Linked DNA regions of Homo sapiens: region 1 is linked to region 2. Evidence: read pairs that join two places in POLR2A ChIA-PET (ENCODE). Cell type or tissue: Panc1. All regions are shown on one strand. Links, peaks and the distances in the headings refer to the core of each region. The heading gives the core; the rest is flanking DNA. Region 1 overlaps SPPL2A (signal peptide peptidase like 2A). Region 2 has its middle 63 kb from the start of SPPL2A.

Region 1 (4,401 bases), core at 324-4,323, 120 kb before region 2:
AAATTCAAATTTTATTTTAAAATAGAATTTATTGAATACCATAGTATATTAAATACATAAAAAATTGTTTTTCTTGTCAGTATTGGCACATAATGATAAAGTACTGCTAAATTAACACTTCAAAAATTTCAAATTTTAAAACATTCCATAAAAATATAAAGCCTAGTAGTGTTATAAAAGTATTAATTTACACTAACTTACATATCAAAGTGTTAAAAAAGAAATTCCACACTCAAACCAATTATCTGAGAAGTAAAAATTCAATCATGTTTTAAAAAATGTTTTCATTTGAACAAAATGCAACAGAAGGTATAAAACAGGCAAAAATTACCTAATTTACATTGACTTGTCCTACTAGAAAATGTTGCAGGTTAACTTTAGACATTAAAAAGATTCATATTCCAAAGGAATAGAAAAGCTGTTTGCAATACTTTTTATGCCTAATCAAAGAACCACATAATGACATTTTGTGGGTTGCTCCTTAATTGCCAGTAATGGAGGACTACTATAAAAATTTAGTTTTAAAAATAATTTTTCTCCCAATGAACATTTTTATATGCAGAGGCTGTCCTCAATATGGAAAGATTAAACGAGGACATTTATACTTATGATCTTCACTATAATATGGCCTATATATTACCCTGTCAATTTTTTTTCACTCTGAAAATTCAGTAATCTAGCATATGAGTATTACAGTAGAGGATCAAATTCCAAAAGGTTGAGTAATTTGATTCAGATCTCTTGAATTTACAGAGTACTTTTCCTCCAGGAAATGTATAAAGTTATTTATTTTATGTTATATATCTATATTTCTTTGAGATGGCATCTTGCTATGTCACCTAGGCTGGAGTGCAGTCACTATTCACAGACACAATCACAGCTCACTACAGCCTCAAACTCCTGGGCTCAAGGGACCCTCCCATCTCAGCCAGTACATTCCATTGTACTGGTCTACACTGAATTCCATTCAATTGTAGACTGAAGTACAGTTTTTGTTTTTGAAATTTCATTGGTTAAGATCAGGCTGAAATTTTAGAGATTAAGCCTAAATAAATTAGTTCATATATACATATATATATATATATATATACATATATATATTTTTTTTTTTTTTTTTTTTTTTTGAGATGGAGTCTCGCTCTGTCGCCCAGGCTGGAGTGCAGTGGTGTGATCTCGACTCACTGCAACCTCCACCTCCCAGGTTCAAGCGATTCTCCTGCCTCAGTCTCCTGAGTAGCTGGGGTTACAGGCGAGCCCCACCACACCCAGCTAATTTTTGTATTTTTAGTAGAGACGGGGTTTCACCATGTTGGTCAGGCTGGTCTCAAACTCCTGACCTCATGATCCACCCGCCTTGGCCTCCCAAAGTGCTGGGATTACAGGTGTGAGCCACCGCACCCGGCCTTAGTTCAAATATTTTTTATTCAAATGTAAAATATGTCTATAACTCAAAGGATAAATGCTTGAGGGAATGGATACCCCATTCTCCATGATCCGCTTATTTCACATTGCATACCTGTATCAAAACATCTCATGCACTCCATAAATATATACACCTACATGTACCCACAATTTTTAAAAATGTAAAAATAGTAATTTTTGCTTATACTAAAGCATAAATTGAAAGAGCAAAGAAAACTGGAAAGCTCATTTGTATTTATTATAAATGTATCAATTCACTAAAATCTCTATGGACAAGTAAAATATAAGAATGCCAATAGCAGATGGGTTAAAATTCTCTTTAAAAGAGAAATAAATTGCAGATTCTACTAAGGAATTGCTAATCTAAAAAAAAATCTACAAGTGCCAGGCACGGTGGCTCATGCCTGTAATCCCAGCACTTTAGGAGGCTGAGGCGGGCGGATCACCTCAGGTTGGGAGTTCGAGACCAGCCTGATCAACATGGAGAAACCCCGTCTCTACTAAAAATACTATATTAGCCGGGTGTGGTGGCACATGCCTATAATCCCAGCTACTCAGGAGGCTGAGTCAGGAGAATTGCTTGAACCCGGGAGTCGGAGATTGCAGTGAGCTGATATCATGCCATTGCACTCCAGCCTGGGCAAAAAGAGCGAAACTCTGTCTCAAAAAAAAAAAAAAAAAAAAATCTACAAGCTAGAAGAAAATATAATGTATTAGAATATCAAGGTCTTTCCCCACAAGCCTCACATTTATTTTTGCTAAACTAAACTGAGACAAAAGTAATCTACATTACAATTTGAGATAGTGATTTCTGTTGATAAGCCACAAAAATGTTCAAAGGGATTTTCTAACTTTTTTTTTTTTGCATCAAGAATTAATAAATACAGTGTATCATTATTTTAAAGACATGTTTAGGGAAAAAACCAGCTTCTCTTCCCCTTAAAGTTATTGGTGGTGGGAGGGCAAGAGAGGAAGAGATGGCAGCTTTTTAAGTGAAATTTTAATCTTATCTATCTTTTGTTCATTTTGAGTCCCCAAATAAAATATTTCTGTACTTTAATTTCTTAATCACTATTGTCAGCTTGGTTGCTACACATTTAATTACAATATAAAGTTGACATTGAGGATGAAGAAACTTAATTATACTTTTTCTTATTTCTATTTAACCAATAAGATTTTAATAGCAAATTAGAACAAGATTTTACCTCCTTAATAACTAATGGTTAGATAAAGTAGAATTTGTATCAAGTAACTCGGATTTCAGATTTCTGGATGTACCAGTTACTATGCTACTGAGGAGATACATCTAGTTGATGAAGTTAAAATATTAATTACTACTCCAGTTATATGAAACCAAATTATTTTGAGAAATTATCTTATTTTGCCAGGCGCGGTGGCTCATGCCTGCAATCCCAGCACTTGGGGAGTCTGAGGCGGGCAGATCATGAGGTCAGGAGCTCAAGACCAGCCTGACCAACAAGGTGAAACCCCGTCTCTACTAAAAATACAAAAATTAGCCAGGTGTGGTGGCACGCACCTGTAATCCCGTCTACTTGGGAGGCTGAGGCAGGAAAATTGCTTGAACCAGGAGGCAGAGGTTGTAGTGAGCCAAGATCTTGCTACTGCACTCCAGCCTGGGTGACAGAGGGAGACTCCATTTCCAAAAAAAAAAAAAAGAAATTAATTATCTCATTTCGATGTAGTAAAAAAAAAATTTTCTTTAACATTCTTCATAAAATGTGATTAAGGCTATTAAATATAAAGCTTGGATGAGGGTGCAGATAATTTTACAAAACAGCTGTATTTTGGCAAATATTTTATTATTATAAATGAAAATACAGAGTTTTAAAACGGCACTTAATCTGTTCTCTCTCTCAGAGTCTGCCAAATAAATCAGATTTCTTGGAAAATATTCAAACTTGATACAATGGAGGCAAAATTAACTCTTGTCAGGTAAGTCATTTGCCATAAACGAAAGGACCCATAACTGCATTAAGCAGAGAGGGACTGACTGTCAATGAAGCTTCTCTATTTGCAATTTATTCAGCAAAAGCGAACAATTTTTAAAAAGTCTCTAATGCAAAATTTAGTTCAAGTATCAAAGGTCTGATCAATTTTAAAAGGCATTAGTTTTATTTTTAATAAATTGAACTGGCCTTAGATGAAAGATATAGTTCTGTTCACATATTTTATACATTATTTACAGAGAAATGAAAAATCCTGCTGCCTTTGTTATCACTTGTCATTTGCGAAATTCTTACTAAAATAAAAGAAAATGGAAAGATAATTTGACCTCTGACTTCCAGGAGAATGTTCAGGCCACATCTAAAATTTACCAAAGAATGGGGAAAAAACTTTTTTCAAGTTGGAAGGTACCAGAGTGATTAGCTGGTCTAACCTACTCATTTTACAGATTAGAAAACTGAGATATGGCCGGGCGCGGTGGCTCACGCCTGTAATCCCAGCACTTTGGGAGGCCGAGGCGGGCGGATCACGAGGTCAGGAGATCGAGACCATCCCGGCTAAAACGGTGAAACCCCGTCTCTACTAAAACTACAAAAAATAGCCGGGCGTAGTGGCGGGCGCCTGTAGTCCTAGCTACTTGGGAGGCTGAGGCAGGAGAATGGCGTGAACCCGGGAGGCGGAGCTTGCAGTGAGCCGAGATCCCGCCACTGCACTCCAGCCTGGGCGACAGAGCGAGACTCCGTCTCAAAAAAAAAAAAAAAAAAAAAAAGAAAACTGAGATACAAGGTCTTGAGATGCGGCAAATTACTCAACTCTTCCTTGTATTGTAATTAAACTGAGACTAACACCAAGTCTCTTGCTGTTGTTGCCAATTCTTTTCTCTGAACCGCACTTTGTACATCCTCCACCAAGATTAAGAATCATTACCTATGGGAAAAGGGGTGGGCATCAGGAAGAAAAAAAGATAACGGGTGGGAGTGGGGGAATGTGGGATAATGTTAGGAATGCTGTATT
Region 2 (4,401 bases), core at 211-4,210:
CATCCTACCACCCATTAGGTCGTCCATCACTGGTTTCAGCTTGGCATTCCAGTAAATTAATAATATCTTGAACATAGATCCTGTGCTTTAGCTAGTGGTTATTCCTTTCATCTTTGTGTCATCCGAGAAATTGGTAAGGTTGCCTTCAATGTCTGTGTCTAGGTTATTGATAAAAGATATGAAAGAAGGCCGGGCATGCTGGCTCACGCCTGTAATGCCAGCACTTTGGGAGGCTGAGGCAGGTGGATCATGAGGTCAGGAGATTGAGACCATCCTGGCCAACATGGTGAAACCCTGTCTCTATTAAAAATACAAAAAATTAGCTGGGTGTGGTGGCACGTGCCTGTAATCCCAGCTACTCGGGAGGCTGAGGCAGGAGAATTGCTTGAACCCAGGAGGTGGAGGTTGCAGTGAGCTAAGATCACACCACTGCACTCCATCCTGGGCAACAAAGCGAGACTCTGTCTCAAAAAAAAAAAAAAAAAAAATTAAAGAGAAGTGGGCCAAAGATGGGCACTTATTTTATTGGATACATCTATCTAGGTATAGTCATTGAATATGATTTTGTAAACAGCTGTGAATCCTTTAATAATTTGCATTGTGTGTATTTTCCAAAATGATGCTGCAGGAGAGTTTGTGAATGAACGGCTTTGCTGAAATCAACATATACTAAGTCTATGATACTCCTCGGAGCTACTGATCTAGTTACCCTAACAAAAAATAATAGGTTAGTTTGTCATGGTTTGTTCTTAGTGAATCTATGTCATCTGCTGATGACCACCACGTGCATTTTTAAATGTTCACAAACCAAATATTTAATAATAATTAATTCTAGACTTTTCCTGGTGATAAACCTCAAGCCTTGTAGTTCGCAATTCCTGATTTTAAATCAGAACCCTCAACCATTTTGAGCCGTCTGTCACCTCTAATCTTCTCTGTGAATTCTCAAAGGTTGTTGATAATGGATTTTGAGAGCTGTATGCTTCCCTTATAGCATGCTTTGCCTGGGTCCAGGCACTAGAACAACTTTAGGGCAATTACACTCTGTGACTTTTTATTTATTTATTATCTACTTACTTATTTTTTGAGACAGGGTCTCGTTCTGTGGTCCAGGCTGGAGTGTAGTGGTGTGATCACAGTTCACTGCAGCCTCAATCTCCTGGGGTCAAAAGATCCTCCTGCCTCAGCTTCCCAAGTAGCTGGGACTACAGGTGTACACCACCATGTCAGACCAATTTTAAATTTTTTCATAGAGACAGGGTCTCACTATTTTGCTCAGGCTGGTCTCGAACTCCTGGGCTCAAGTGATCTTCCTGCCTCAGCCTCCCAAAATGTTGGGATTATGGGTGTGAGCCACTGTGCCTGGACCACTCTCTGACTCTTTACTAATCCTAGGCTGTAATACTCTCACCATCTGTTTTCCCTCAATTTACATTTTAGTATATATTTTTAAATTATGAAAATGATATGTGCTCATTATAAAACTATTTCAATATTACAGAAATTTACAAAGTAAAAATAAAAAGTCCCTCCCTCAATCAATCCTAATGCCCAGTGGGAACAGATTGGAAAGTATCCTTCTAGACATTTTTTATGCATTACCAAACATTTTTATGTAATTTTAAGATGAGATTATACCCTGTGTACTGTGCTGCAATTTAGTTTTTTTCACCTAACAATGTATCATTAACATCGTTTTGTATGGGTTGTATAGCACTATCTCTTTTTTTTTTTTTTTTGAGACAGAGTCTCGCTCTTTTGCCCAGGCTGGAGTGCAATGGCATCATCTCAGCTCACTGCAACCTCTGCCTCCCAGGTTCAAGCGAGTCTCCTACCTCAGCTTCCCAAGTAGCTGGGATTATAGGCACCTGCCACCATGCCTGGCTAATTTTTGTATTTTTAGTAGAGATGGGGTTTCACCATGCTGGCCAGGCTGGTCTTGAACTCCTGACCTCAGGCGATCCACCCACCTTGGCCTCCCAAGTGCTGGGATTACAGACGTGAGCCACCGCGCCTGGCCACTGTCTCATTTTTTAAATGGGCACATGGTATTCTTTTGTAAGCACTGCAAAAATACATTATTGTACATATACCTGTCTTCCTTCATCTCTTTTTCTACGAGGGCACATACTTTCCCTTGAGAATGAAGGGGAAACTGCAGGTGCATAGGGGACTACCTAGAGAAAATAAGGAGAAGAATGATTCTGCTCTATCCTGGAGGCTCTTAAGTCCATAGTCATATTGTTATCTTGACATGGCAATTTATGGCTTATGATTGCTTTCATATTTCATTTGATCTTTATTCAAACCTATGAAGTGGCTAGACCCGACAGTAAAATCATTGCTATTTTACAGTCTCAGAGGTATTGAGTGACCAGCCTCATGCCTCACAGCTAGTTAGGGACAGTATGCAGTTAGAATCCATGTCTTCTATCTTTCAGTCCACTGCTATTGCACAATGGACAGCTGCTCCCTGCAACCACATGTGGGAGGAGAATTGGGAGGACTGAAAAAAAACTGTGTAGTGATTCACAGGGAACTTGGGATAATGGTCGTCAAGAATGTGCTATGTCAGCCAGTTGGTGTCGTGCTGAGCAGTGTTGGTTTGGGTTTTTTTTTTATATGGTGAGAAAGAGAATGAATGTCTCTCCATGTGTTTCTAGGTATATCAGTGATTTCTGCTTTCACAGTAGAGACAGTCATAATAAGCATATGCACTTGTATCCTTAAAAGTAAGGCAGAGCATTATTCTAAGCGAAGTAACTCAGGAATGGAAAACCAAGTGTCTTATGTTCTCACTTATAAATGGGAGCTAAGCTATGAGGATGCAAAAACATACAGAGTGATATAATGGACTTTGGGGACTCGGGGGGAGGCTGGGAAGGGGACAAGGGATAAAAGACAACATATTGGGTACAGTGGACACTGCTCAAGTGCCAGGTGCACACAAATCTCAGAATTCACCACTAAAGTACTCATCCATGTAACCAAAAACCACCTGTACCCCAAAAACTATTGAAATAAAATTTAAAAATAAACATTTCCAAGGGAAATAAGCAACTCAGTGTCAAATATTGAAACACTGAAAAAAAAAATCTGTTTAAATAGGCTTACTATACTTTCTCCTGAAATTGGATTAATGAAACTTGAATAAAAATAACTATGTTTAAAGAAAAAAAAATATAAGGCAGAGGTTCTTTTTTTTTTTTTTTGGAGACGGAGTCTTGCACTGTTGCCCGGGCTGGAGTGCAGTGGTGTCATCTCGGCTCACTGCAACCTCTGCCTCCTGGGTTCAAGCAATTCTCCCGCCTCAGCCTTCCAAGTAGCTGGGATTACAGGTGCCCGCCACCATGCCCGACTAATTTTTTTTTTTTTTGTATGTTTAGTAGACATGGGGTTTTACTATGTTGGCCAGGCTGGTCTTGAACTCCTGACCTCAGGTGATCCGCCTGCCTCAGCCTCCCAAAGTGCTGGGATTACAGGCGTGAGCCACCGTGCCCAGCCAAGGCAGAGGTTCTTAACCCTGTTTGCACGTTAGAATCACCTGGAGAGCTTTTAAAAAGCACCACTCTGTGTGGTGGCTCATGCCTGTAATCCCAGCACTTTGGGAAGCCAAGGCGGGCAGATCACGAGGTCAAGAGAGTGAGACCATCCTCGTCAACAGAGTGAAACCCCGTCTCTGCTAAAAATACAAAAATTAGCTGGGCTTGTTGGCACGCGCCTGTAGTCTCAGCTACTCGGGAGACTGAGGCAGGAGAATCTCTTGAACCTGGAAGGCAGAGGTTGCAGTGAGCTGAGATGGCGCCACTGCACTCCAGCCTGGGCGACAGAGTGAGACTCCGTCTCAAAAAAAAAAAAAAAAAAAAAAGACAATTTAACAGAGCTTTCAAAGTGAAATACAAAATCTCTACAGTAAACTTTCTCCCACCTACAGGGTTAGCAGTAACCAAATTTACCCTGGACAAGAATGTGTCAAATAATCTAAAAATTCTCAGTCATATTTTAGAGACAAGTATGTAATAAATAGATATTTGTTGAGTGAATGAATGATTAAATGAATGACCAAACAGAAACCACTTAAGAATCTATTTACTAACAGAAAAAAGAATCTATTTACTTACAGTCATTTACGCCAGTTCATCAGGGTATTTCTTTGAGAGCCTGCCCCATATCAGCAGTAGTAGCTTCCTATGTCTGCCAAAACAAATAATCACAAACTGGGTGGCTTAAAACAAGAGAAATTTATTTTCTCGCCATTTTGGAGGCCGGAAATCCAAAATCAAGGTATTGCTAGGGTTGGCTCCTTCTGGGGGCTGTAAGGAATAATCTGTTACGTGCATTTCTCCTATCTTCTTCCTTTTTTTTTTTTTTTTTTTGAGATGGAGTTTGGCTCTGTCACCC

Evidence for each region. Peaks named below come from ENCODE experiments on the same cell type or tissue, not always from the same donor. Only the 100,000 strongest peaks of a DNase experiment are listed, where the experiment ranks them.
Region 1: POLR2A ChIA-PET joins it to region 2 with 8 read pairs; 2 of 35 experiments call an interaction of 5 or more read pairs at or near these places.

What each region holds. Positions count from the first base shown.
Region 1 is chr15:50,702,257-50,706,657 of GRCh38, forward strand. SPPL2A (signal peptide peptidase like 2A) reads right to left here. Exons shown (of 15, transcript NM_032802.4): 15 at 10-4,401. Among named protein-coding and RNA genes, the nearest start is that of TRPM7, 18 kb to the left of the region's middle. In Panc1, for the core only: no CTCF peak of the experiment used is centred there; no DNase peak of the experiment used is centred there.
Region 2 is chr15:50,826,496-50,830,896 of GRCh38, forward strand. No RefSeq gene overlaps it. Among named protein-coding and RNA genes, the nearest start is that of SPPL2A, 63 kb to the left of the region's middle. In Panc1, for the core only: no CTCF peak of the experiment used is centred there; a DNase peak (open chromatin) is centred at 2,545.